2 separate regions of the Homo sapiens genome follow, and region 2 is linked to region 1. The links are chromatin loops, found by intact Hi-C in ENCODE. Cell type or tissue: OCI-LY7. All regions are shown on one strand. Links, peaks and the distances in the headings refer to the core of each region. The heading gives the core; the rest is flanking DNA.

Evidence for each region. Peaks named below come from ENCODE experiments on the same cell type or tissue, not always from the same donor. Only the 100,000 strongest peaks of a DNase experiment are listed, where the experiment ranks them.
Region 2: a loop joins it to region 1, with 4 times the contacts of the local background. A loop is called at or near these places in 12 of 110 quality-filtered maps.

The regions. Positions count from the first base shown.
Region 1 is chr9:110,040,051-110,052,224 of GRCh38, forward strand. All of the region lies in intron 7 of PALM2AKAP2 (PALM2 and AKAP2 fusion), which reads left to right. Among named protein-coding and RNA genes, the nearest start is that of C9orf152, 160 kb to the right of the region's middle. RefSeq lists enhancers at 7,018-7,592, 8,166-8,739 and silencers at 8,445-8,884, 9,015-9,074, 9,165-9,304. In OCI-LY7, for the core only: no CTCF peak of the experiment used is centred there; DNase peaks (open chromatin) are centred at 7,951, 8,571, 9,791, 11,191 and 2 weaker places; H3K4me3 peaks cover 4,517 bases; H3K27ac peaks cover 3,938 bases.
Region 2 is chr9:110,118,566-110,134,914 of GRCh38, forward strand. The region is part of intron 7 of PALM2AKAP2 (PALM2 and AKAP2 fusion); the gene reads left to right. Among named protein-coding and RNA genes, the nearest start is that of C9orf152, 81 kb to the right of the region's middle. RefSeq lists enhancers at 6,379-6,941, 12,862-13,705. In OCI-LY7, for the core only: no CTCF peak of the experiment used is centred there; DNase peaks (open chromatin) are centred at 7,736, 8,136, 10,248, 10,616 and 1 weaker place; H3K4me3 peaks cover 5,090 bases; H3K27ac peaks cover 7,324 bases.

The sequences.
Region 1 (12,174 bases), core at 4,175-12,174:
GAGAGGAGAAGAGAGGAGAGGGAGAGGGAGCTATAAAGAAGGTATTTACTTAATGAGTTGGAAAATCTTCAAAAACAATATGGGTATAGGTACTTTAGTTGATTGTATTATAAGCTATTGTGGTTTCTAAAGTGATTTTATGTTGGCCATGGTCCCAATCCAACAGAGGCTTTTAATATGCTATAGAAGCTATTATTATTCTCCGTATTTAAATGATCTTAACACCTTATAATCGTAATAGTTACTTAGAGAAGTAATTAATTTATTCTGTGTATATAAACATAATATGCCTTCATAATATTGTCCCATCATCTTCAGTGAAGTTTACGTTAATGCTAGGAAAGCCATTTAATATGTTCAGTATACTAGAAGGAAAAAGCCCATTTCTCAGTGGATAGTTCTCAATACTAAAACATTTGACAAGCAAATCAAGACTACCGCAAAGACTATCTCTGAGAGAATCAGAATTCTTAAAACTTAAAATCTCAAGATTTGGTCTTTTTCCCCCTAATATGACTGGAAAATCTTATGGTTCTTCCCTTAAATTAACAGCCTGTGCTTAAAAGTTCTGAGGGAAACACTTGCAAATTACTAGGAAAATGTTACAGTCGTATTTTTTTTAACAAAAACTAAGAAATAATTTCCTGTTTTATCCAAAATTGAAAAGAAGTTAAGCACCACTGGAAAAGAAAAATACATTTGCATCTAAAACACAGGTCCCTAATGAGAAGAAATTCGCTTGGTTGACTCAGTAAGAGCTGTCTTCTGGGACTCCACACTATTGGCACTGTTTTCCAGCATTCTATCTGTGAACAAGCTGTGTACATTCCAAGTATATTAGGCATATTTTATGTTTTCAGTGCCATGCTTAAAGAGTACCTTGTTGTATGCTGTCTCTCTATTACAGCATGAACTCTGGAGTGTTTACTAGATTTTTTAAATGCTTCAGTTGCTAAATGAGATAAAAGTCTCAGCCAAGAACCAAAGAACTTGGACCTCATAGGACTTTGCTCCTGTTTATTATCAAAGTGATACATGGCTACATTCATGTCATTATTCCACAAGATTTGAGGCCTCTGGAATCAAGGTGCCATCTTGCTTTCTTCACCAGGGGACTCTGTCCTCTGGGCTCTTTCTCATTTCCCAACTCTGTGTTTCTCCTACATAGATACCCACTTTTCACTCTTTCCAACACAGGTCTTCCCATGCTGCTTTTTTGTTGTTGAAGATTTTAGTTTTGAATAGTGTTTTTTTTTTTTATTAGTATACTGGTGCCATTTACATGTATATTACAATGGGCAATTTGGGTGGTACAATGTTATGTCAATGTCGAGAAGGCACAGCCCAGCTACAGTCTGGAACACAGTGTAAACAATTCCATGGGGAAATGTTGCTTGGGTTTTGGAATGTTTCTTATGGGTGTTTTAAAATGTCTTTTAAAGAGGCTCAAGCAGCTGCGGTGAATATAATCAGGTCACCATTTCCTTATGTTTAAGGGTTTGGCGGAGGAGAGGCCAAGTGCGAGGATGCAGGGAAAGGAAATAAATGTGGAACAGGCAGGAAAGAAACTTACTTGGGCACAGGAAGCCAGAGACCCTGGAGAGGAAATAAAGGAAAAGCAGGAACCACAAACTAGGCTAAGAACCACAGTAAACACAGTCTGAGAGCCAAGTGTTCTCTTATGACACCATCCCTGTTTCTGTGTTTGGTTCTCTGTCCTTTCTTCAAGTAAGGGCGACTGTGTCCACCTCCGGTGGTTCCCAAATCAGGCTGTCACAGAATCAGATGGAAAGCTTAAGCAAACACAGATTCCTGTGCTCTGGATCACCTAGAGAAAGGAACCTGGAAATTTTCTTTTCTTGTTTTCCAGCTACTCCCAATGTAAGCCAACTTGGAAACAACTAATTTATAACATCTTAAAAGCTGACCACCTTATCTTAGGGAGAGGTCAACCCCTTGGAGAAGAGATGGTTTAGAAGGGTGTTTTTAATTGTATAAAACACAACTATAAGTCAATGCAAACAAGACCATAGACTAACATATGCCAGTCTTGGATGTGCATTCCGAAAGTTGATGGTTAAAATAGTCTATGGGGGCCGGATGCGGTGGCTCAGGCCTGTAATCTCAGCACTTTGGGAGGCCGAAGCTTGCAGATCACCTGAGGTTGGGAGTTTGAGACCAGCCTGATCAACATGGAGAAACCCGGTCTCTACTAAGAATGCAAAATTAGCTGGGCATGGTGGTGTGTGCCTATAATCCCAGCTACTTGGGAGGCTGAGGGAGGAGAATTGCTTGAATCCAGGAGGTGGAGGTTTTGGTGAGCCGAGATTGTGCCATTGCACTCCAGCCTGGCAGTAAGTCTATGGATGGATCATGCCTGCTACAGAAAAGCCAATGATGCTTAATCCAGAGATGACCTTTTTGCCATTAAGTAAGAACCAGAGATCAGTGAGAAATGTCTTACTTTGGAAATCCGTAAACATACAAATCATCCATATGGATGGTGTAAAACCACTAGTTGAGCTAGAGTAAGCAAATGATCTTTGTGGATTCTAGGAATTAATTGACTAAATATCCCATGTCCTCCTGCTTACACTCCTACCAACATAGTATTGGAGGTTGTCTGATGCTCACCCCACTATTTTTATGGATTTTTATCTTGAGGCACAATGGGTTGGGGTTAGTTCTCCTAGACTCTTGTTGTTCTGATTTCCTATTTCTTCTGAATTATTTTTTTAAAATTCTTTTTTAATTTTTGTGGGTACATAGTAGGTGGCATGTAATGTATAAATAATTACATCAGAGTAAATTGGGCATCCATCACCTCCCCAGTATTTTTCTTTTGTGTTACAAACAACCCAATTATAGATTTAGTTATTTTTAAATGTACAATTAAATTATTTTTGACTGTGGTCACCCTGTTGTCCTAGCAAATACTAGGTCTTATTCATTCTTTCTATTTTTTGGTATCCATTAATCATCCCTACTCCTCTGCCTCCCTGCTACCTTTCCCAGCCTCTGATAACCACCCTTCTACCCTCTATCTTCGTGAGTTCATCCTCTGAATTCTTACTTGTTACATCCATTTTGCCTCCTATGCCTGGTCTTCACCCCACACCAACTCACACATAAACCCCTTCCTTCCCTTTGGTGTCCCAGTTTTCAAATGCTGTTATCAGAAGTATAGGGGGTTACAAGAAGTGTTTACATCACAACATAACACTCAAACAACTTTAAAAGTGTATATTAAATATTTTCTTTTGGCCCTCTCTGTGATCTGGAATTTCTTGTTTACTGACTCCTCCCCACCACTCTGGTCTTTCATCCAATTTGAGAGATTTTGTAAACTTCTGAATTCCAAAAATGAATTGCAGGTGCAAGTGTATAAACATTTTCTATCTCTAGAGTTATCACCAAATTATCTTTCAGATTTACCAATTTATTATCAATCTGTATGCCCATCAATAAAGTATAATCACTTGATTTTCATCATTCCCTTGCCAAAAATACATATTTGTATTTTATATATTTACTCATATTGTAGGCAAAAAAAAATTAGTCCAATATTTTACTTGCACTTTTTTAATTATGAAGAGTTTGAGTATCTCTTCACAAGTTCAAGGGTCATTTTTACTTATTTATCTGTAAACTACGTTTTTTTTGGTGTTTTTTTTTTTTTTTTTTTTTTGGAGACAGTCTCTCACTCTGTCACCCTGCTGGAGTGCAGTGGCACGATCATGGCTAACTGTAGCCTTGACCTCCTGGGTCCAAGCAATCCTCCCATCTCAGCCTCCCAAGCAGCTGGGATCACAAGCATGTCACCACACCCCGCTCATTTTTTAATTTTTTGTAGAGATGGGGTCTCACCATGTTGCCCAGGCTGGTCTCAAATTTCTGGGCTCAAGTCATCCTCCCACCTTGGCTTCCCAAAGTGTTGGGATTACAGGTGTGAGCCACCACATCCAGCCCAGGTTTGTTTTTTCTATTAAGGAGTTGGTAGTTTTCTTCAATTTTCTTATTGATTTGCAAAAACTCTTCACATATGAGGAGTAGTAACTCATTGTCATATATGTTGCAAATATTTCCCCCAGTTTGTTTCTTCTCTGAAATTTTCAGTGGTGCATCTGATCCCATGAGGATCCCCCTGGGCTTGGGATTACTGCTAGCTTTTCAGTGAGGTCACCCACTGTTTGGTGGGAAAGCCCCAGGGACATAGAGCTATTTGTTTAGTGTGAGCGAGTCTTTTTGTTTCTGTTGTTGTTTGCTTTTCCTGCTTTTTCTTTTTCTTTCTTTCTTTTTTTTTTTTTTTTTTTTTTTTTGAGATGAAGTCTCCCTCTGTCGCCCAGGCTGAAGTGTAGTGGCCTGATCTCAGCTCACTACAACTTCTGCCTCCAGGGTTCAAGTGATTCTCCTGCCTCAGCCTCCCAAGTAGCTGGGATTACAGGCACCTGTCACCACACCCAGCTAATTTTTGTATTTTTAGTAGAGACGGGGTTGCACCATGTTGGCCAGGCTGGTCTCAAACTACTGACCTCAGGTGATCCACCCGCTTCGGCCTCCCAAAGTGTTGGGATTACAGGCGTGCCACCACACCCGGCCTTCCCTCTTTTTCTTACTTTTTTTTTTTTTTAAATTTTCAGCCAACTTTTATTTTCTGTAGGACATATTTAGCACTTGTGAATTACTCCCAGCTGATACTTTTTGGTCTTTCGCCTTGCTAGGAGGAGGAAATAGTAAATTCCCTTTTATGATGCACTGTCTTGCCCCCACCTTCTGGTTTTCAGATCAGTTCTCTGAGACACTTCTAAGTCTATTTTTCAGCTTCTACTGTTCTCTAAGTTTGGGGGCATGTGTCTACTGCTAGACCATTATTATTTGCTGGATTTAGTTCATTTTGCTCAGTTTGGGGAGAGAGGGAGAAGAGCTTCTCTCAACCTGTATCTAGGCTAACTTCCTCCCCAGAAAGCTGTTCTTTACTTTGTGTGTTTTTCTAGAAAGAACATTCTACTTCTTGGGTCCCCTGGCTCAGGGGTGTAGTTTAAAGTGGGCCAGCAGCATGGGAGAGGCAAAGTGAGTAAAAATGTACACTTAGGCCACAGTGAAAGAAATCTTCATCTCCTCTCCCCCTAAAAAAATTTCCATGGAAGATTTTGTGCCCTTGATGGTATAGGGCCTGTGGGAACATGTAACATTTACACGTTCGAGTTATATTTCTCTCACATAATTAATAGCCATTTATTTTATTCAAATATGCTCCTAAAATACATCTAGGAGAGTAAATATGCTTCTTTTATTATAAAATATTCTCAGCTCTAATAATCATTATTATGTTAACACACGTATGATGTGATGAACCACAAGCAGGCAGTGGGTGATAAAGCTAACCTTGCCCATTGCCAGTGTTTCCCAAACTTTCATGTTTTTAAGAATCATCTGGGAGCTGTTAACGCAGTTTCCTTGGCCCTGCCCCACACATTCTGATTCAATAAAGGTGGAGCCCAGGAATCTGCCTTTCTTTTTTCTTTCTCTTTTTTTTTGATGCAGTCTCTCTCTGTCGCCCAGGCTGGAGTGCAGTGGTGCAATCTCGGCTCACTGCAATCTCTGCCGCCCGTGTTCAAGCGATTCTCCTGCCTCAGCCTCCTGAGTAGCTGGGATTACAGGCTTCTGCCACCACGTCTGGCTAATTTTTGTAGGTTTTTAGTTGAGATGGGGTTTCACCATCTTGGCCAGGCTGGTCTTGAACTCCTGACCTCGTGATCCACCCACCTCGGACTCCCAAAGTGCTGGGATTACAGGCATGAGCTACCACACCCTGCCGGAATCTGCCTTTTTAACAAGCACTATCTGTGGTCTTTAGTACTGGCTTCGAAAAATTCTGGGGCAAGATATCTCAACCTCAGCATTACTGACATTTAGGGCTCAATAATTCTTTGTTGGTGGGGCGCTGTCCTGTAGATGCCAGTAGCAACCCCCCTAATCGTGACAATAAGAAATGTCTCTAGACATTGCCAAAATGTCCCCTGGGGAGTTCAATCACCCTCAATTGGGAACCACTGGCCTAGGAGAAAATAAATGAGAAAATGTTAATTAAAAACAGTGTTTACTTTTGCATGCAGCCATTCATACTCTTGCATGGATTTCATTGAACAAATTAAACAACTATTTCTGAGCATCTGGTATGTACCAAGCCTTTTATATTAAAAATGTTTAATCATGGCTACCTCTTTAATAATTTGGAAGGTGGAAGAAAATGTTCTTATAAATTAATATCTATTAAGCATATATTTTTCCTAAATTAATATTCCTAATAGTTTTCTGAAGAATATTCTAGAACTTTAAAATTAATATTAACAAAGCATTGACGTTGTTTTAGTAAAGAAGCAATTCAGAATAAAGTTGGTATGATTGCTTTACTTTTTTTTTTTTTTTTTTTTTGAGACGGAGTTTCGCTCTTGTTGCCCAGGCTGGAGTGCAATGGCACGATCTCGGCTCACTGCAACCTCTGCCTCCCACGTTCAAACAATTCTCCTGTCTCACCCTCCTGAGTAGCTGGGATTGAAGGCATGCGCCACCACGCTTGGCTAATTTTGTATTTTTAGTAGAGACGAGGTTTCTCTATGTTGGTCAGGCTGGTCTCAAACTCCCGACCTCAGATGATCCGCCCACCTCGGCCTCCCAAAGTGCTGGGATTACAGGCGTGAGCCACTTCACCCGGCCTTGCTTTACTGTTTCTAATAATGAAACTAATTTTGTTTGTAAATTTTACACTTATTCTAATTTAGGAAAATATGAGAAGGGAGTGATGAAGTACCTGCCATGATATTGTTTATAACATCTCACATCTGATGTAATTCTAAAATTCTTCCTTAGAGAGTCTATGGTCCATATAAATAAATAAGTGATATCCAAGCACACTCATTTTAATGTGAGTTTTTCACATGATATTAAAATGTTAAAAATAGATCAGTATGTAGGGCATCCAAGCATTTAATTCCTTAAATCGGAGACATGAGGAGAAAAAAATGAAAAGGAAGAAAGAAAAGAAGGAAAAGGAAGGAAGGAAGAAAAAGTTGAGTCAAGGCTGAAGCTCTGGCATCTCTAACCACTGGTCAGTAAATTCTATTGAAATTCAATAGTATAAGAGACAAACAGGCAAAAAGGATCGTGAAACCATTTCCAAATACCAAGATAAAGGAGGCTATTGACATTCAGGAACCCTGAGAACAGCTGATGTCCCATTGTAGACTTCATCCTCTTCCTTGGGTGAAAGTGTGAATAGCGCTCAAGGCAGGGAAGAAGTCTTTTCTCTGAAGGTGCTATTTATGGTGCCCTTGGCCTGGATGGGCTTTCTGGGTAGTTCCCAAGGGTATCATTTCTTTGTATTGGAAATCAGGGACCTTTGTGGGTTAGGAAAGTAGAATCAGGCCATGGCTATTGTCTTTCCCTGCTGTGTTTCACATGTAAAATTGACTCCCAGAAGAGCATCCCAGGGCCTTGTCAAGGAGTGGGGAAAATAGCAGACTGCCCTAGGGTGGAAACCTAACTGAGAGTGCAAGGGCGACTTGCAAAGCTGGGGAGAGAGAATTACTGGGAAAATCGTGCCTAGGGCAAAGCTGAATTCAAGAAATCTGACTTTTGTGATCTTCCTCTGCTGAGAATGAATGCGGCCACCTACAGCAGAGTAAGACCACAGCTTGCTTTTGAAAGTGTTGCTCTCTAGGTGGGGTGTTTGTTTGTGTGTGCCTGTCCTCTCTCAGGATTTCTAGACGGTTCATTTTCAAAGGGTCATTAACATTATTTAAATATTCATGGTGGAGGAGGGGATGAGAGACTGAAATTTCAGACATCTCAAGAGTGAGGGATGGCTGGCCACCCGCCTAATACAGCCCCAGTCTGCGGATCAGCTGCCTCCTTCCCCTCCGCTGGCTTTGTTAGCACACGCGCTCTGACACCGGGCCACCGGCTGCCACTACACGGAGGGCAGCAGGAAGGCTCTGGCGAGCCAGTGAGCTGGAAGCATCTCTGTCCACACCTCAGCCTCTGAACCCCATCGGGGGAGTCCTCAAACACGCGGAGACACCATTACTGCCACAAAGACGCACTTCGCAACCAGTTCCGGGAGTCGCTCTGACCCTGAGGACAGTCGTGGTGCTAGGTAAGGGACGAGGGGCTGTTTCCCCGCCTGAGTGGGAACTCAGCGGCTCCTGGCATTTGAGCGCACACAGGCACTCACACACTTCCACATACGCTCATGCGCACATATGTGTACACCAACACACACGTCCACATGCACACACAGCGACACGCCACCCCGCTCCAAAGCCCCGTGCGCTAACAAGTATCCATATACCCAGACACAGCGCTCCCCTGAGTTAGGAAACACTCAGCTTTGCCCGCCCCATCCATCCCTCCGTCTTTCCCTCTCTCCAGTCTCTGCATTCATTCATTTCTTCGTTTGTGCATCGATTCCGCCGAAGCCACTGAGAGGAGAAGGTGTGGGTAGATGGGGAGGGGAGGGGAGGGAGGGGCGGTCCGTGGGCGCTGGGCTACTGGAGGGGAAGCGAGGAGGCGGGGAAGGGGCGGGCCCCAGGAGCAGGCGGGCGGGGCTCCCCGCCCTCCAGCGCGCCCGGAGGCTACCACTCCCTGCAGATGCGCTGGCCCCAGCCCGGGGCTGCCGCTCGCCTTCCCCCGGAGTCTCCTGGACCCCCGGAGTCTCCTGGACCCCCGGAGCGGGAGGCAGCGGCCGCGCGGCGCTGGACTGGAGCAGAACCCCAGGACTGCGCCCCCGGGAGCGGGCGCCCAGAGGTGGGTGTCCAAGCTGGGGAGGGGAGGGGCTGGAGTGTCCTCGAGTGTGAGGAAGGGGTGGCCGAGGAAGGGGTTGCCGAGGAAGGGCTGGAAATCTGGGAGTCCTCGGAAGCACCGCGGGCTTTTAAAGGGCTTTTTGTGGTCCTTGTCGAGCGGAGCGTGTGCTGGGAGAGGGCCCGGGTGGAGGGGCTGTGGCCATGTGGATTTGAATTCCTAGGTTTGTGGGAGGGCCAAGCCTTTGGCTGCTTTGTTCAATGCTTATCATTTATATATGCTTTAAAAACTAAACGCAGGACTCCGCTTCTCCCTGTATACACACAGAGCTGGGCTGTGTGTCCTTTTCAGGAAAAGCAGTGAAATCAAATGTGGTCGTGGCCGCATCTCCTGCCCCGGGAGCACCGGGAGGTGCAGCCGTTCCTTCTAGCTCGCGAGGAAGGCGCGGGTCCTGCCTTTTGGGTGGCAGAGCCGGGGGCATTTTCGCAAGTCCTGAACTTTTCAGAGAGACTGAAGTCAGGGAGGGCCGGGCCCCGGCCCCGGTCCCGGCCCCAGCCAGAGTCTTTCGGGATAGGGTCCAGGGAGCTGAACTCAGGAGATGATGCAGGAGGAGCCAGCAGCCTCTTCTGCCCTGGGAGGGAGAACGCGGTCCGGGTCCGAGCTGAGCCAGAAGTTTGGCCTGAGGCTGGGACCTCAGCAGTTAGAATGTGGTATCTTATCCGAGATAAAGCCGGAGTTTGCGTCTCTGTGGGCCCTTCTTGGGGACACTCTGGGGTATGGGAAGAGCAGACCGTGGGGGAGAGCACTGGGCAAGCCGTACCTGTAATGTCCGTGGAGGCGACGCGCCTGCAAGAACCAGAGCAAGGAGACACTGGTGGCCCCAAGAAATCCCAGAGAAACGGAGTGGATAGGAGGGGAGTAAAACGGAGCCCGGGAGAGCCGGAAGCCCGCAGCAGGGAGCTGTGGCGCTGGTGGCCGGGTGAGGACTGAAGGCAAAGGGCGAGGCGGCGTGCAGCCGGGCTGCCGAGCTCTCCAACGCGGATGCCAGGCGCTCGCCAGCCTGAGGGATCCCTCCTGACCCACAAAGAGGGCGTCTGGGAGGTGACTCGTTTAGAGAGATGGTGGATTCCCTTTCCAGACCCAGGAAAGCCCGTTTCCCGTGTGGGGTAGCATGGGTTTGGCTCTGATAGGCTGCGTGGTCAGATCAGACTTTGACATATCACTACCCTTCCCCGTAGCAGTTTTAAATGCAGCACAGGTGATTTGGGAAGACTTCCTAAATGTATAATATTTCTTTTTGAAAAGAAACTTCACCTACTCATACGTCTATACACCTCTCTCTGTATTGCATCTTGGAATCTGTGAACAAGCCCATGTCTCCCGGGAAGCGCTCTTCTATCCCAACTCCCGTTTCACAGGCTCCTGGAGACTGCATGAATACAAACTCCTCTCACCATTGGGATCCCAGGGAATTTGCTTCCTTGTCTTTTGTTCTGATTAGAGTTCATTTAAGCATCACACTTTTCTTTCTGGAAATGTTCTTAATTTAAATTTAACTAAGCTTCCCTTTCTTCCAGTCTGGCAGCTTCCCCAACATTCATGAATACAATTTCATAATAATATGTCTAGAAATGAGGAGTATCCAGCAAGGAGTTTTACTCTGTTTCTTTAAACATAAAGACTTGGCCTAAAGAGTGTTTTAAGCAATGCTCCGCTGCCGGTTGTCTCCTCCCCAGTTTTGACCCTTGGCCCTTTCTCTGTTTTTCTTTTCTTTTCTTTTTTTTTCTTTTCTTTTCTTTCGAAGTTTTGCTCTTGTTGCCCAGGCTGGAGTGCAATGGCATGATCTTGGCTCACTACAACCTCTACCTCATGGGTTCAAGCAATTCTCCTGCATCAGCCTCCCGAATACCTGGGATTACAGGCACCCACCACCACACCCGGCTAATTTTTATATTTTTAGTAGAGATGGGGTTTTGCCATGTTGGCCAGGCTGGTCTTGAACTCCTGACCTTAGGTGATTCACCTGCCTCGGCCTCCCAAAGTGCTGGGATTACAGGCATGAGCCACCACACCCGGCCTGGCCCTTTCCTTAAAGGGCATCTTCTCCTTTGAGTGGAGGCACACCAAGTTTCCTGCAATTATCTTGGACAGCACCAACAAAATTAGTCCTGAGCCAGGGACAACAAAAGTAAGGCTGCCTGTCTCCCAGTCTTTACTTAACCAACTCTGCTGGAGAGTTCATTTCACTTTCTTTCTGGGATGCTGAGATGCTAGGATGAGAGGAATAGCTGGGCTTTGAGATGGGACAAACATTTTGAAATACTCATTATCTCATAGTTCTGGCATGACAGTTGGCACCACTTCCTGCCTGCAGAGTCTGAAGTTATTTCACTTTCATAAGTGGCTTATTCTGACTCAGTAGCCTCAGGACCTCTGGCTAATAAAGTGAAGTAGGTTGTCTTAACTTCGTTGTCAAATGAAGGGAGAATGAATCCACTGGCTTTATTTCTGAAAGTTTGAATATTTTCTTATAGAACTAACATTAAATATTACTTCCAAAAATGCAAACACTTTGGTCTTTCTAGTCATTGTAATTATTGTCTAGATAATTACAATAATCCAAACAATAACCATTACGGATTTGGTGAGCTCTTAAAATACCCATGTCCCAGATTTCTGTCACGGTTATTACCAGTCTCTGCTTATTAAGGTAATGAGAAATGTTTCAAATGAAGATGAAATTGAATTTGGATGGAGGTTGTGTTGAGGGATTTTAACAGTTGAAACAGGAGCATGCTAAAAAGTTACTTCTGAAGACCAAGGATAGACTGTTTAGTTCCAGTCTTTAGCTTTATACATGACTCAACGCCAGTAGAATTGATGCTGTATCTTGAATCAGCTTTTGGAATGATTGTTTTTTGATCTTAAGAAACATAGTACTCACTGCTTAGATTGTTGATCAGGGATTCTGTGTCAGCTATTGGAAGTTTGAAGTAATTGATTAGTATCTTGATGAGCTTCAACAATTTCAGTAAGTTTGGGTAGCAAATTGCACCCTTTTTTTTTTTTTTGAAATGGAGTCTTTCTCTGTTGCTTGGGCTGGAATGCAGTGGCGCGATCTCGGCTCACTGCAAGCTCCGCTTCCCCGGTTCACATCATTCTCCTGCCTCAGCCTCCCAAATAGCTGAGACTACAGGTGCCCACCACCACGCCCAGCTAATTTTTTGTATTTTTAGTAGAGACAGGGTTTCACCATGTTAGCTAGGATGATCTCGATCTCCTGACCTCGTGATCTGCCCGCCTCGGCCTCCCAAAATGCTGGGATTACAGGCATGAGCCATCATGCCCGGCCCACCATTTTCTTTATACTGTGCA
Region 2 (16,349 bases), core at 3,770-11,769, 78 kb after region 1:
TGAATTTATCTCCTCCAGGTGCCTAATCACCCATCAGGAGTGCCATATTTCCTTTTAGTGCTTTCCCACCTGTCTCTCTGTATTTTTTAAATGCTTACTTCCTTTTTTCAGAAGTTAATATATGCACATATTCTAACATTGGAAAGGTGTAGAAAAGAACACAGTGAATAGAAGCTTACCTACACCTGATGTCCAGTGACTCCCTTCCCCATTCCAGAGAAAATCTCTGTGATCGGTTTCTTATGTGTCCTTCCAGGGATAGCTTATGAATATGCAAATATAGATACACACATACCTACATATATACAAATAAAAATATGTACATATAAGATTATTCATATTCATGTTTGTTAACATCAAAGGTAACGTGCTCTTTATAAAATGTTCCATAGCATTTATTAGTAGATTTTGAAGATTGCTACATATAAATTATCATAGAGCTGGGAGTTCTTCTGTTCTTTTAAAGTTGTATGATATTCCATTTAATGAAAACATCAGGCCAGGCACAGTGGTTCACGCCTGTAATCCCAGCACTTTGGGAGGCCGAAGTGGGCAAATCATGAGGTCAAGAGATCGAGACCATCCTGGCCAACATGGTAAAAATCCGTCTCTACTAAAAATACAAAAATTAGCTGGGTGTGGTGGTGGGCGCCTGTAGGCCCAGCTGCTCGGGAGGCTGAAGCAGGAGATTTGCTTGAACCCGGGAGGCAGAGGTTGCAGTGAGTCAAGATCATGCCACTGCACTCCAGCCTGGTGACAGAGCGAGACTCCATCTCAAAAAAAAAAAAAAAAAAAGAAAAGAAAAAGAAGATAACAGTTCCCTATTAATTTAGGTTATTTCTAGTCTTTTATTATTGCAAAGATTGCGGCATTGGAGATCCTTGTGTATAGATCATTTTCTACGTGTGCTTCTATGGTTGTAGTATAAATTCTTGGAAGTATAACCACTGGGTCAAAAGCATTGTGTATTTTAAAGTGGGGTCCACGTTGCCAAATTGCCATCCAACTTTATGGAGTTGGATGAGGGTACCTCTCTCATTACATGCTGATAACTAATATATAGGTGGAAAACTTGTAGTTTTTGTGTTTCTTTTTTATAAATGGGATTGAGAGTCATTCTGTATGTCTAAGAATAGTTTATATTTCTTTTTGTGAACCGTCTATCCATATCTTTTGTCTAGTTTTATGTTTGGGTTGTTGACCTTTTTTATCGATTGCAAGGGTCCTTTATATTTTAACACCATCAAGCCATTATAATAACGTGAGTTGTGAATATTTTCCTAGTTTATTTCTATTTGAGCCACCATTGGTTGAATCATTTTACCGTATGGCAAGCCCTGTGGTGAGCATGTCATGTTTTACAACTGCTCCCTAAGTTAGCAGTGGTATTATGCCATTTTACAGAGAAGGGCCCCAGGTCTGTCGGATGCCAAAGTTGATTCTTAACTTGAACTCTACACCCCTTTTGCACATACCTATTTATATAGCATCATTTCAGGTTGTCATGCAATTATGATAAATATCCTTTTCACAGGTTGCATAGCATTCTATTAGTTATACAAATCAAAATTTTCAGATGCTGATACTTAGACTACACATTTTCATCACCTATAGGTTTTCACTGTTATAAATAAGATTGTGATACATTTCTTCTAAAACTCTGTCCTCCCCAATGCAACAAGATGGTGCCATTGCTCCTGCAGGAGATGAGATACCATGCCTGAGGCAGACAGCAGAGTCATCTTTTGAGTCTAAGATCCTTGACAAGGGAACTCAACAGATTCGGGGTAGAAATGGGGTGCATGTCAGGGGATGGGGACATTTTATTGGCCTGCTAGACTTCTCAGTGCCTTTCCCTTAAATGTCACCAGTAGCTTCACCTGGTTCTGGAATGAAATACAACACACATTAGGGCTTCAGACCCTCTTCTCTCTGAAAGCCTGCCCTTTGTTTTTGAGACAGAGTCTTGCTCTGTTGCCCAGGCTGGAGTGCAGTGGTGCGATCTCGGCTCACTGCAACCTCTGCCTCCTGGATTCAAGTGATTCTCCTGCCCTCAGCCTCCCGAGTAGCTGGGATTACAGGCATGTGCCACTACACCCGGCTAATTTTTGTATTTTTGAGTAGAGACAAGGTTTCACCATGTTGGCCAGGCTGGTCTTGAACTCCTGACCTCAGGTGATTTGCCTGGCTTGGCCTCCCAAAGTGCCGGGATTACAGGCATAAGCCACTGCGCCCGGGCCAAAAGCCTGCTTTTTGATCAGCAATATTGGAGACAGTTGTAGGAAACACTGAAAGACTGCAGGATGCAGTGGGGAGGGCGAAGGCCGGGAGTTGACAACTATTTTTTTTTTTATAAAATAGTATTTCAAATAATATTTCTAACAGGAATAAATGAGATCATAGTGCATGACATAGCTGAGGGGTCCATATGTTTGTATGTTCTTGTGGATTCTTCTCAACCCTCTGCTCTGTAGCTTTCTATGCCCTGAGCACCAGAGAAGCATTACCAGGTCTGGGTGTTCTTTAAGCCTTTCTAAAGAGAGTTGCTGTTTCTGTTTGCCTTTTCTCATCATTTTCCCCTTAATAAATTAAGGGCTAAGTGTGTCTTAGTTTCCCACACTTTACTCCAATCAGGGATTCCTTTGGGTAAACAAACTCCTGTCTTAAATTGTAAGTATTCCCATCTGATTCACATGTAAGGGCAAATTGTTTTAAAGACCTGGCTCCATGCTGAGATGTAGGGTCTTTTGGTGACGGGGCTTGGAGGAGGAACCTACCTGAAAGGTAAGGAGGGAGAGGACAAGACTGGGCATGTGAGGAGGAAGGGCGGTTGTGAGGCCCAGGCTTCCTTCTCTGTGTGCCTTGAATTGGGCCTTGGAGCAGCTTGAAAAGCTGCCCCAGCTTCGCTAAGCACCAGGAAGCAGGGAGGGGAACCTTCCTAGTGCCACCCTTTCCCCTGCACCTGCTACTTTGCAATTCCAGGCAATGGGCTGGCTCTTAACTGTGTTTGAAGCCAGCCTCTCTACCCTGAGGACCTCATTCCTTCCTGACCCCTTCAAACCTGTTTTTGGAACTTTCTGTCACACTAAGGTGACTGGTGACTGTCACAAATGGGAAAGTTACATTTAGCAGAATAAAATCCTTCCGTTAAAGAGATAAAGTTCTGACAAGGGGATTGTCTACAAGCTGCGCCTCCTTCTAGGAACTCTTAAAATCCCTCTCAGCAAAAGTATCACCTGGTTTCCAAGGCAGCTGCTGCTCCTATCCTCTCACAGGCTTTCTTGAGACTCTGCCCACTCAAAATGAGTTCACCTTTGCCCAAAGTTCATGCTAAAAGCACAGAACTTACAGAGATTAGGAGAAGTGAATTGTGAGGGTTTATGTACCTGGGATCTCATTTTACCGACCAGAAAACTAAGACCTAGAAGAGAAATGAGGCCTTCCCAAAGCTCCTAGCAGCTGGCCTACGCTTTCAAAGTCGTCTCTTGCTGCCTTACATTACAGACACTTCTTAAGGTTTTTTCTTTTTTGATCATGGCTCACTGTAGCCTTGACCTCCCAGGCTCAAGTTCCTCCTGCCTCAGCCTCCCAAGTAGCTGTACTATAGGTGCATGCCACCGAACCTGGCTACTTTTCAAATTTTGTAGAGACAAGGTCTCACTACGTTGCCCAGGCTGGTCTCAAACTCCTGGACCCAAGTGATCGATTCTCCCGCTTCAGCCTCCCAGCACTGGGATTTTACAGGTGTGAGCCACTGGTCCTGGCCTTCAGATTTTTTTCTTTTATTTGCATTAGCCCAAACGCTTCTTGGGTCTGCTCCTTCCTGAGCTGCCTGGTGCGGCTTCTATGAGCACTGCTGCATTTTGGGGATTCATGGCTTCTAGCCAGAGCTCTGTTCCTAACCAGCGGGATGACCCTAGGGGGTAGGTGGCTGCCATTGGCTGGGGTCTGCCCCTCTGCAGAGTGCATGATAATCCCCACTTTGCCATTAATGGGAGGATTAAATAGAAGGTATAGAAGGGTATGTGGCACAGACAAGGCACACAGTAGGAGCACCATAGATATTGGCTGCGTGATGATCATAATGGTATCAATTGTCTTTAAACCCCAGTGGCTAGACTTTCATAAATTGAAGTTTACTTCCCAGTCAACCAGGACCAAGTTTCAAAATGGCTTCTTTTCCCCCAGGGCAAGGCACCCTCAGAAACTAACGAAATCAGGTTACGGCAAAACAGTGCAAATTTATTTTCAGAAAACCCACCCCAAGCTCAGAGTCTACACTTAAAGGGTGTAGAGGTGTGAGCTGCAGCTAGACGTTACCTGCTGGATTCTACTCTGGTCATTTCTCTCCAGAGACTCCACTGTCATCAAGTGTGGGATGGCTCTGTTTATGCTTTTGCAGCCTCAGCCTAGCTTGCTGGTTTTTCATGTCTCCCTCTGCCTCTGAGTATAATCCACTTTTCTGGAGTACCTAACTGTGACTTTGCCATAGAGTATTTATCTAACCTCAACCCTATTTTTGCAGCTTGGGTTGAGGGGAGACTCAGGCAACTGTGTGAATGTGTGTGTTTTTGTGTGCATGCACAAATACAAATGCATGGGTGTGTATGTGTGAGTATATAGATTAGTTTGTTAGGGTTGCCATGACAAGGTATCACACATTGGTGGGGGGAGGCTTAAACAACAGAAATTTATAGTCTTACAGTTGGGAGGCTAGAAGCACAAAATCCTCAGCAGAGTTGGTTCCTTTGGAGGGCTGTGAGGGAAGGATCTGTTCCAGGCCCCTCTCCTTGGCTTATAAGTAGTTGTGTTCCCTCTATGCACATCTCTGTGTCTACATTTCCTCTTATTCTAAAGACCCTAGTCATACTGGATTAGGGCCCACCCTGGTGACCTCACTTAAATGTGATTACCTCTGTAAAGACTGATCTCCAAATAAGGTCACATTCTGAGGTCCTTGGTGTTAGGAGTTCAACATAAGAACTTGTGGAGATGACTCAAGTCAACACACAACAGTGTGCCTGTGTGTGGGTGGAGCATATGTGTGTTTGTGTGTGTAGTGGACTCTGGCGTCTCTGAGACACCAGGTCATTTGCAAACCTACTCCTTGGAAAATAGTACTTTAAGAGCACATACAGTTGTCTCTTGTGAATAGGGCAGATTTAAAACCTTTTTCTAAAACAAATCTTCCCATGGGTGTGGAGGGGCAGGTGTGGTAATGGAGTGGGTCCCGGGTGCCCCTCTTGCATCGCTGGTCGAGGGCACTTCATAATGGAAAGTCCTTCCCTGGTTCTTCATTCTCAAGCAGAGCAATGCCATTGGCATGTGATTTCTGCCTCATTTTACTTCAGATGACTAAGTAGCATCTTGAAGTGCCTTTGGCTACACAACAGAACATTCCAATTATTCCACAGGGCAGCATAAATTCGGAGTTCCCTTGGAGCTCCCTGGTGACTTGATACCACCAAGTCAGTCATTGAGGAACTCCCCAATATTTCTAAATAAATTTGGAAAATGTTTTTAGCATATGGAAAATGTTGTTTAGATGCTGTAAATAGTTGTAAAGTCTACTTTTAGCCTCCTTTTCAAAAGAGCCTTCCTGGGCTCCATCTACTCTGATTATCCCTTCCTTGACTCGTGTGCTTGGGAGGGTCCCAGGAGGACTGCTATGCTGGCTGGTGTGCAGACCACAGGTGAACCCTGTTGCATCTTTCAGCTGCTCACCAGGACAAACTGCTCTAAAACTGACCCCAAATGAGCTGGCCCCACAGAACCATGTGTAGCGTTTGTCATCTTTCCCCCAGTTTACTGTAAATCTCAGTTCTCTTTGACCTCTAAAATCTTACTGAAAAAGTGAGTACTTCATGGTACTGAACTGACCTGGAATTCTGACTGACTTTCTAGTTCTGCCCGTAAGTTATGCCCTAAATTTTCCAGGTCAATGTAGAGTTCCAGGGAACGAGGTGGACGGAATCTGGAGGCAGAGTTGAGCCAGTGGGTGTTATCAGGCAGGGGGCACTGATAAACACGCCAACTCCCTGTTAGACTTAGTGTAGTGCTGGGGGCCCTATTCTGAGGTGACACTGATGTCTCTACTCAAGGCAAATGCACATCTGTTTTCTTGATGGCAGAGGACTGTTGTTAGCCATGGGATGGTGCAGCCACTTCCTCCAGATATTCCTTGAAATTAGAGCACTCATCTCAGACTTCAGATGCATCTGTCCACTTTGGCATGGACTATAATGTAGCCACTTAAAACATATCTTACAAGGGCCATTAAATAACATAAAAAGTGCTTGTGAAATGATATGAGTAAAAAAAAAGTTGGCACAGAATTGCATTTACTGTCTGGTCTCAATGATATTAAATATGTATTTCTGAGAAGATGACAATGGAATGAAATAAAATATTAACTTTTTTTCTGATTGGAGGGGTAATGAATATTTTTTATTTTCTAAATGTTCTGTGGTGAGCATTTGTTATCACACACAGACACACGCACACATGCACATACCACATGCATGTACACACGCACAAGCACACACCACAGGCTGTCCTGAAAAGTCTGTCTAACTGGAGATTTCTCCAGGGTCTTTCAGATTTTTTGCTGCCTCAATACCCCTGGGATATCAATTCCCTGCTTGTCCCAGGGCCCACCTCTGAATTGCCGAGAAGACAGTGGTAGCTGATTCACATCAATGCTAACTGATTCACCTCAACGCCGCCAGCTCCTGCCTCCCTGCTCAGCCTTGAGCGTGACAGGAGCAGGCCGGGCCTGCTCTGGCTGGGAATGCCGCTGCCCTCCAGCTCCGGCCAGCCAGGGAGGGGCCAGGCCTCTCCGAAGGAGGTTAAAGTCCTTCTTTGTGTGAATGGCCTTTTAGGGAGCAGAGGGAGGGCCCACGGTGACATCACAGTCTTCCGTCAGGAGGCTCAGGAGGAATTTGTCCAGCTTGAGCCAGGGTGCACGCAGGAATCTGTCTGGAAAAAGGCAGTTCTCACTGAGGAGGTTTGAGGCGCGCGCTCTGGGCAGGGTAAGCCAAGTCTGCTGACTTATCTTCGTGTCCTTTTCTTTCTAATTTGAAAGGACAGGGGTCTTTTTTTGAGGCCAGTGTCTTTATGGAGGAGGTTTTCTGAGTGTGTCATGTGCTGTGGAGTCCTTTCTTGCTGGAGAGTAGGCAGCCGAGCTCAGACTGGTGTCTTGCTTCTCTCTCTCTTTTTTTTTTTTTTGCAAATCTTGTAAAACTCTCAGCTTTTGTGCTAAGAGGCAAAGAGGACGCTCAGTCCTGCACATATAGTGCAAAGCTATATGAGTCGTCTGTGGCAGATCACGCTTTGAAGATGGTGCAAGTGTGTCTGTGAGAATCTGTGTGCCCTTTTCCAGAACAAAACCAAGTGACTCGGTGATTCTGTCGCCTCGTTTCTTAGCCATCTAGCATTTGTTCAAGAGACTCAGTCTTGTGGTCTACAGCTAGCCTTCTGTTTCCATGCTGTGGAACTCACCACATTCACAGGGTGGCCTGGGGGAATATGGTTTTGGGGGGAATGTGTGGTGCTTGTCTCTTGGAGGTCCCATGGGTATGGAAGGAGACCCTCGCCAGCTTTGTTCATAGGCACAGAATCATCTGTAGACAGAGGGTTAACCACAAATGCATCTGGCACTGTTTTCTCTTTTCTTGGGGCTCTGCCTCAATATAGTGGATTCTGCTGGTCCACAGTGGTGTTTGGCTTTTGATCTCTGCCATGACCTGCTCACCAGGCGTGAACCCAAGATCTGGAACTATTTTTAAACCAAGAGGGACACAGCAAATTTATAAAGAACTGAAAAACTAGGCTTGCTTTTGTCTTTAGCAGAATCGGTTACCCTAGAAATCTCACCTTGCAGGAGCCAGAGTTCCCTCTGTGGCCTTGAGCTTGGTTTATTCTGGGGTAGGGACTACCTTGCAAAATAATCTCCAGTGAAAAGGGCCTTTGGTGAGAAGAGCCTCCGAGGGCTCCTTGATAGGGCGCTCAGTATCCCTCATTGAGGAAAACATGAAACTCACATCTCTCCTTATTCACGGGAAACCCGGAAGCCTCTCAGTCACTCCTGTAAGAAGTGGGTCTCCAAGTAACGGAAAGAAACAACCCTTTCATCAGCTGCTGCAGAAAAGGCAACAGCAGCTTCCTTCCTTTCCTCCCCTCCCCGCTGCTGACCCCCACCACACACACTGTCTTCAGTTTCTTTCACAGAAAGCCCAAGCTGTAAATATATTCATCAAATAACACCTTAACATTTTCCAGATGTGATTGGAGCCACTGACTTTTCAGCAGGGCTAAGAGGAGGATTGTTCATAGGCTAAGCTATGGTGCTGGGGGAGACTCCGTTCTATGAGAAATTGACCAGTCTCCTTCACTAGGAATGTGGGTCAAGACACAGGGAAGCCTTGTTTCCAGTGAAGGGGTGGGGAGTTCCAGAAGTATTTTCATCCCGTCTTCAGACCTGTACCTGAGGCATAAGACAGAGAGAATAGCAGAACAGTGATTACTCTTTTGACCAATACCGTAGAAGCTCTCAGAAAAAAAGGCTGGACCTGCAGGAGCAGGAACAGGACTCCTGGCCTCCAAAGGGTTGAGTTTTCTTTTTAGAACTGCCCTAGTCACATTGAGCTGTAATGGCTTCATGGCAGGAGATCCATGGAGGCAAACCAAGAAGTGTTTTTAGTATCTGCCCCTTTTAAGGCCCACAGCATTGACCCGAGCCTGCCGGGTCCAAATTTAGCCTGCGTTTGCCCCAGGAGTGCTTGAGGTCTGGAGTCTGGCCGGCTGTCTTCCATCAGCCAGGAGGGGAGGCTCTAGCCTCTTTAGGGAGTGGCTTAGTTCCCAGTTTCCCACAATCAACACGGGCCCCTAGTTCCACAGGCCGGAAGAAGCTCTGCTCGGGGGATGGAAGAGGAAAGCCTGCACAGGACTGGAATGTGGCCCAGGTTATCACCCGGGGCCTCTCCTCTCCTCCACTTCCCGCTTATAGGCTCGGCTTAGAGGCCCAAGTCTAACCCTCGCAGCAAGCAGTTCCCAGACTTTCCTGCTGTCAGTGCCTTCAGGGGAGGGTGGAACGGCCCACTCGGAGTCCCAGCTCCTTCTCCTTCCTGTCGTCGTTAGCAGGGAGGGCCAGAGGAGGTGCAGCCAGCCTGCTTAGAAACTTTGGTGCACCGCGCTTTCTTCAATTCTTTTTGCCCGGCACAGTTTGCGCCGTTGAAGAGGGCTGGAAGTTTATTTCCAGCTATTGCTGCAGCACTTCCTTCTCCTAGTGCTGTTCGTTCTTCTTATGGGAACTGGTACTCACTCCCTCCAAGTCTGTGAGCGTCTTGCTGGGGATGGCGGATCACCTTGGAGCTCTGAGGACCTCGCACGGCCCAGGCTGAGAGCATATAGCTCTGCAGGGTCCCAGGATATGCTTATGGATCCAAGGTAGTGTTGACCTGTTCAACTTCTGTTCCCTTCCTTATGCTTCGGGTTCCCTCGGTTTGGGGAGTTAGCCTCCCCCAGACCTCCTGACTGCAGCTTTGCCTGGTTTGTCCAAAGCTGATGAGGTTCAGCTGATGTGGGCATCTTTTAGGTTTCTGGGCATCATCCACCAGCCAGGTGCACTTCCTTCCATCCCACCCTCACCCCTTCTGCATTTGCCTTCATGCTGGAGACATCCTGACTTAGCCAGAAAGTTAAAAATTTAGGAAGAACCTCTCTAAAGATAGCCACACATAGCTCGTGGAACCAGTTCTTCATCATGATTGTCATTGCGTCCTGCGCACTGAAAACGTGACTTACAAAAGAGAGGCAGGATGAGAAGGGAAAACGGAGATACTCTCTGATTTCACAGCTATGAGGAAGTTTTGTTTTATAGCCATGCCTCTGTTCCTAGGCCAAGAGTGAGTTTATATTTTTGGTGGAACTTATAAATAACTGGATTAAAGGATCGGGTCACCTATTATCTGGAGAAAAGCATTTCTAATTTAAATGTCATGGCTTTAGTAGGAAGTAATCTGGGTTATTCAAAGCAGAGAAACCTGGTTGTACAGCCTGATGTTTGAGTAATTTGGTTCACACTGTGCATTTAGGCTAGGAGCCTAGGAGGTCGAGATGGGTTAGGCACACTGTCGAGCTTTAACAGCCTGAGGATGGTGGGGCAGAGGGGAGGCTGTGAACACAGTGAACATTGTCCTTGTGGTGAAGGACACCTTTCTGCTCTCCGCCTGGGCTCAGGCAGACCTGCTAAGGAAAATGCACTTCCTTAAAGTTATTTCTGTCCATGACATGCCTAGCTGTAGGCCTAGGTACCCTGGGCAGAAAGAACACATGGGTGTCTATGCCCAGTGGGGCAGGGATCAGGGCCCTGCTGTTGTGTTTTCTGTGCAAATGTAAACAGGCTTCTAGAATCTCACTTGTGGTGTTGGTGAAGAGTTGCAGCCTTTTCCCACAGTGTCCATCATAATGACATGGACATGGGATCTTAATATTTTACCTCTGGCAAGTGGCCAGAGGAAACAGAACCCCTTCAGAGACCAGCCCAGAGGGTGAAATCCCCAGACCGTGCAAGAAGTCACATTTCTAGCTGACACGTAGAGCAACAGATACGTCTCCAGAGAGTTAACTCTCCAGGGAGTTCATCTATTTCTGACCAAGACTGAATAAAGAAGGTAAAGGGATCATCGACTTTTAAAGCTAAATTGTGAGTCTCACATCATCTGTAGAGATTCAAGCAAGCAAAAGATCAACCAAAAAGCCAAGCTAACTCTGTTTTGATCCATCCACTCTTCTTACCATTTCCCATGTCATTTTAAAAGCCTCCTAATATTGAGACTCCATTTTGATGTATCAGGATAGAATGAGAAGAACCCACCTTCAAATCCTGGCTAGGGCACTTACTAGGCAGGTGATCTTGGGAAACGTCCCTCTATTTCTCTATACCTCTTATTCTGAAGTTTTAAGACTGAAATAAAATTCATGCCTTTCCCACTTAACAGAGGGCCATTTTTCAAGCATCAGCTGACATATGTATGTGCATGTACTGTGAAATGATAAGCTATTAGACATGTGTCAACCAGAAAATGGGGATGCCACACTTACAGCATGCCCACAGGACAGGCTTGTCAGGGCTGTCTCATTCACTTGTACATTTACTTGGCTAGTTGAGTTGTGGAGATGGACCAGGTTCTGTTTTAACCAATGTGTGACCCCTCCTCTGCTTCCCATGTGACTGGAGCCCCAGGTCTGGGTGGTTCTTGACTGCTCATTCTACTTACTGCATTTCAGGACTTAACTTTTAAGGACATTTTGTGAAATTACTCCCTCTGTTGCAGCACAACTGTATCTTCCTAGTCGTGTTCAGCTTCAACTAAAATTCACATGTAAGGATCTGGGGTTGGGGAAAGATTAGGGAGATTAGAGCTGCCATAGATTCTGACTTTGAGTCTTTCCCGGGCCTTTTTTCTTTCATCTTTTCTTCTTGATTTCTTTTCTTCTAAAAATCTCCTGCTCTTTTCCCAAAAGAAAATCAGTCTGCTGCCAGAAAGAATATAATACCTGTCATTTAAACCTCAGTGTAAAATGGCTTAATAATAGTGAACATTTGCATTAACCGTTTTACAGTTTACATAGTACTTTTAAGTACATTTTCTAACTTAATTCTCAAAACAGATTTGGGAGATATTATTAGTCCTGCTTATGAAGGAGTTCTGTTCTCAGCAGAATTCCATAATTACAAAAAGTCTGGTAGGACTTTTATAGGTAGAGCCAAGAAATGACCCCAGACTCTGGTCTTTGGACGCTAAACTCTGAATTACCACATTTCCTGCATTCTTTAGGTGGAGACATAGGCACCTGTGTTGTAAATTAAGCCACGCTAATTTGCTTTGCAAAACTATTAAACACTTTTTGGTAAATAAAGGCGACTTTAGTTGCAGCCTGGCTACCAGGTTATGTTAAACACAGGTCTCTGGGACCAAATTCTGGCACTCATACAGACTTGAGTTGAATAAACATTTATAAAAAATGCTATGAGGAAATCTCAGCTCCCTAAATTTCTAGATGCTCCAACCCCACCTTGCCTGAAGACAGATGTGGCAACTTTATGAAGACAGGATTCTGTTACCATTTTAGTGGGTGGTAAGCAACCGAAGTCCCCTGAGCCAAAGGCTAGAAACAAGATCGTTTAGTTTTCAAACCTCAAACACCATCCCTAAGGGTGTATAAACCAAAGGGTTCGCTCTATTGGCATATCCCCTTTATGAAAGGGTGAGGAAGATCTCTAATCCACAAATTTGAACACCACCAATTTCACGGATTTCTAACATTCATTATGCTAATTGACAGGCCACTAATTTCACTAATGAAAACCTATTTCTCACCTTAATTATGCCAATTAGCAAAGCTTCAGGGGTTCTTGGGAGTTAAAGGGAGCTAAGTACTGGAGGAAGCCACCTGTGGGGCGTGGGATCTCTCATTGGATCCTAGATGACCATCCCTTGAGTTTATATTCCCATTTAGGATGGTTGTCAGACCCTGGAATGTAATTTAAACTAATTCCAGAAGCACACAGCTGTATTAAATTGCCCCGATCAAGTATGTGAAAGTAAATGGTAGGCATCCTAACCAGCTGTTAACTATTCTAGAATTTAGTGGGAAGGGCAGGTTTCTGTGTCGTGGTATTAGGGCTCTACCTGGAGGGTGAACTGGGCCGATCTAAAAAGCTCCCACAGCCCCTTTGCACCTTAGTTTTTCTCTGACCTTAGAAAACCCAGTTTGATGATTCTTTCATATCCTCCTGTTTTTGCATTGGGGCATAGTTCATTTCAAAAAGGACTTTCCTGGTGATTGAATGAATGTGCATCTTATCTGAATCTGGAATCACGTTCGCCTAATTTGAAGCATGGAGAAAATTCTGGACCTTCTTATCTTCAAAGAGAGCAATAAGCATTTGTTGGTTTAAACAAGACATCATCTGATGATACCAAGCCCAGATTCCTGCCTAATCCGGATAGGTTAGATTTCCAGCCCATTTCCATTTACCTGGTGTAGTTGCCAGTGGCTTTGATTCTATCAGGCCATCATGCATGAAGGCAAATTCTTACTGCTGACAGTGGAACTCAGGAATTCGCTCTTTTGTTATCATTGTTGTCTAACTTTACAAAACCTCAGGACCTCTGGTGCATGATTGTGAATCAGTAATTCAGAGTTGTTTATCTCTTTAAATACTTCCATGCCAATTAGAGGTTAAACCTGCTGCTTCCTGAGTAGATGGAATTGAGTGTCATGAAGAATTTTCTGAATTTATGGGGAAAGGGGGACTGGATGCCATATAGCTCACAAGAAGGAGGGCCTCTTTCCTGTTTACACCCTCCAGTGTCTAGAGGTTTAAAAAAATGTATCGGAAAGGAATCATCCCAAATTACACTGGAACCCCCAAACTTTGACTTTTAACAAGTAACTAGCGTGTGTGTGTGTGTGTGTGTGTGTGTGTGTGTGTGTGTGATGGAGTTTCACTCTTATTGACCAGGCTGGAGTGCCGTGGCATGATCTCGGCTCACTGCAACTTCCTCCTCCCAGGTTCAAGCAATTCTCCTGCCTCGGCCTCTCAAGCAGCTGGGATTACAGAGGCACCTGCCACCACGCCTGGCTAATTTTTTGTATTTTCAGTAGAGATGGGGTTTCACCATGTTGGCCAGGCTGGTGTCGAACTCCTGACCTCACCTCAGGTGATCTGCCTGCCTTAGCCTCCCAAAGTGCTGGGATTACAGGGGTGAGCCACCGTGCGGGCTTCTTTTTTTTTTTTCTTTTTGATACCAAGCCTCACTTCCTCACCCAGGCTGGAATGCTCCAACTTCTGCTCTCCGGGTTCAAGAGATTCTCTTGCCAAATAGCTAGGATTACAGGTGTACACCACCATGCCTGGCCAACTTTTGTATTTTTAGTGGAGACAGGGTTTCACCATGTTGGTCAGGCTGGTCTCAAACTCCTGACCTCAAGTGATCCACCCACATTGGCCTCCCAAAATGTTGGGATTACAGGCGTGAGCCACCACACCCAGCCTTTTTTGAGACAGTCTCACTTCCTCACCCAGACTGGAATGCAGTGGCACTATCTTGGCTCACAGCAACCTCCGCTCTCCAGGTTGAAGCGATTCTCATGCCAAGTAGCTGGGATTACAGGTGTACACCAACCACCATGCCTGGCTAACTTTTGTATGTTTAGTGGAGAGGAGGTTTCACCATGTTGATCAGGCTGTTCTCAAACTCCTGACCTCAAGTGATCCACCCACCTTGGCCTCTCAAAGTGCTGGGATTACAGGCATGAGCTATTATTGCACCCTGCCAACTAACTAGCATATTTTAAAATCTCAGTTTGACCGATCACAGAAGACATAACTACTTGTAAAATAATTTCTGATTCAAAGATAATGGCAGTTTTGTATTTTTTTTCAAACAATTGCAAAAGTATATTGTCAAATTGTTGTCTTAGATTTTAAATATTTGGTACCAAAACAACTATTTCTAGTTCAAAAAGGGTGCCTTGGAAAGAGCTGATACAATTTTTGAATCCTAAAAAGAAAACGTGGAAAGTCATCTGCTCATTCATCATCGAGCACTTGAAGTGTGAAACATTCAACAGAAAGGGATAATGCTGATGTGAGGAGCGGAAAAGTGTTCTTGGGAAATGGCTTTGGAGATAAGCCCCATCACTCCTTCCTCTGTGATTAGCAACAAGAGACAAAGAGAAGCAATTTCTTCACTTGCCTGATTCAGACTAAGAAAACTCTAATATAGACTTAGGGCTTTCTTGGAAGTACAGAGAACTCATTTTTTTTTTAAAGGGTGTTGTCTTCTGGAGCTTATTGTTGCTGCTAATTTCATTATGACCCTGCAGAATAACCTCCCCTCATGTTTAATGAACGGATTAATTAATTAAACTATAGAACTAATTATTTGCCTTTTAGTTTCCTTTACTATTACGTTGCCCTTCTTCCTCTCCTCAGGTATTCTAAAGCATCTTGTGTTTCAGGAGAGCAGTGTTTTCTAACCATATTTCAGTCCTACCAGCTTCCTACTGATTTCCCACTACCCTCCGCCCACCCCGGCCCCCAAGCCAAAAAGGATAGAAGGAGAGCTCTGTTGTTCCCATGCAGAATATTAGCAGTGAGTCATTGGCCAAAAGAAGCCAGGGGTGAGGGTGCCATAGGTAATCTGACTCATCTTAGCAGTACCGTGAATCTCTCTTTGTTTGTCTTCTTATTTCAATAATAATTTTCCATGGAGTGGGCTAATTTTGGCCTAGGTTTACTTGAAATTGAATGGCAGCCAGTAAGTTTCAGCATTCAAATTTTGTGTAATGCTTAATGATATATGAGTAGAAGTTACTGACAATGTCTCATCCAACAAAAAGTTTAGTTAATAGTTTTAAAAGGGCTGGCCATGCAGGGTGGCTCATGCCTGTAATCCCAGCACTCTGGGAGGCCAAGGCTGGACTGCTTGAGTCCAGGAGTTTGAGACCAGCCTGGGCAACATAGCGAGACTCTATCTCTACAAAAAATTTTAAAAATTAGCCAGGCATGGTAATGCCCACCTGTAGTCCTAAGGGAGACTGAGGCAGGAGGATCCCATGAGCTCAGGAGTTCAAGGTTGCAGTGAGCTATGATCACATCACTGTGCTCCAGCCTGGGCAACAGAGCAAGAGCCTGTCTCTTAAAAAAAAAAAGGAAGGTGGTGGCAAAAACTACTATTTAATGATGGTCAAAAATAAAAAATAAAGATATTAGCAATTATAAATATTAATTGTGTTAAGTATCACTCCTTAACAAAGACCAGACCTAGACTGGAAGAAAATCAGAGAATGGAAGATGTTGACAAAAGAGGAACACTCATTATTTGTGCCTGTTAATGGAGAAGACATATACATTACTTGAATAATTTAAGTCTGAAAGGAAATGTGGAAAGTGAAGAGTGAAGGAAACCCCCCAGTTCATGGATAACTCAGAGAGTTTTTCAACATTCTGACAGCAGTGTAGAGCACTTACGATGAACTCCAGTGTTTTCTTAGGTCTCAAGAACAAATCCATAATTATCCACTTTTTTGGGAAGGATTTTGAAATTAATTTCCTGAGAATCGTCCTAAGGTGGTGTTTTAATATTCTAAGCATTTAAAATTGTTGAAACCTTAGATAAATGAAAATTACACTCTCTTGCAATTTTGCATTGTCCTATGTCAATAATACCAGGCACATTATAAACTTGAGACAGGGAAACAAAGCCAACCTAGGTGTTGTAAGGTCCTTGATGGTAACTCAAATTAAGTTTATACTTTACTGGAATTCTTTGAGA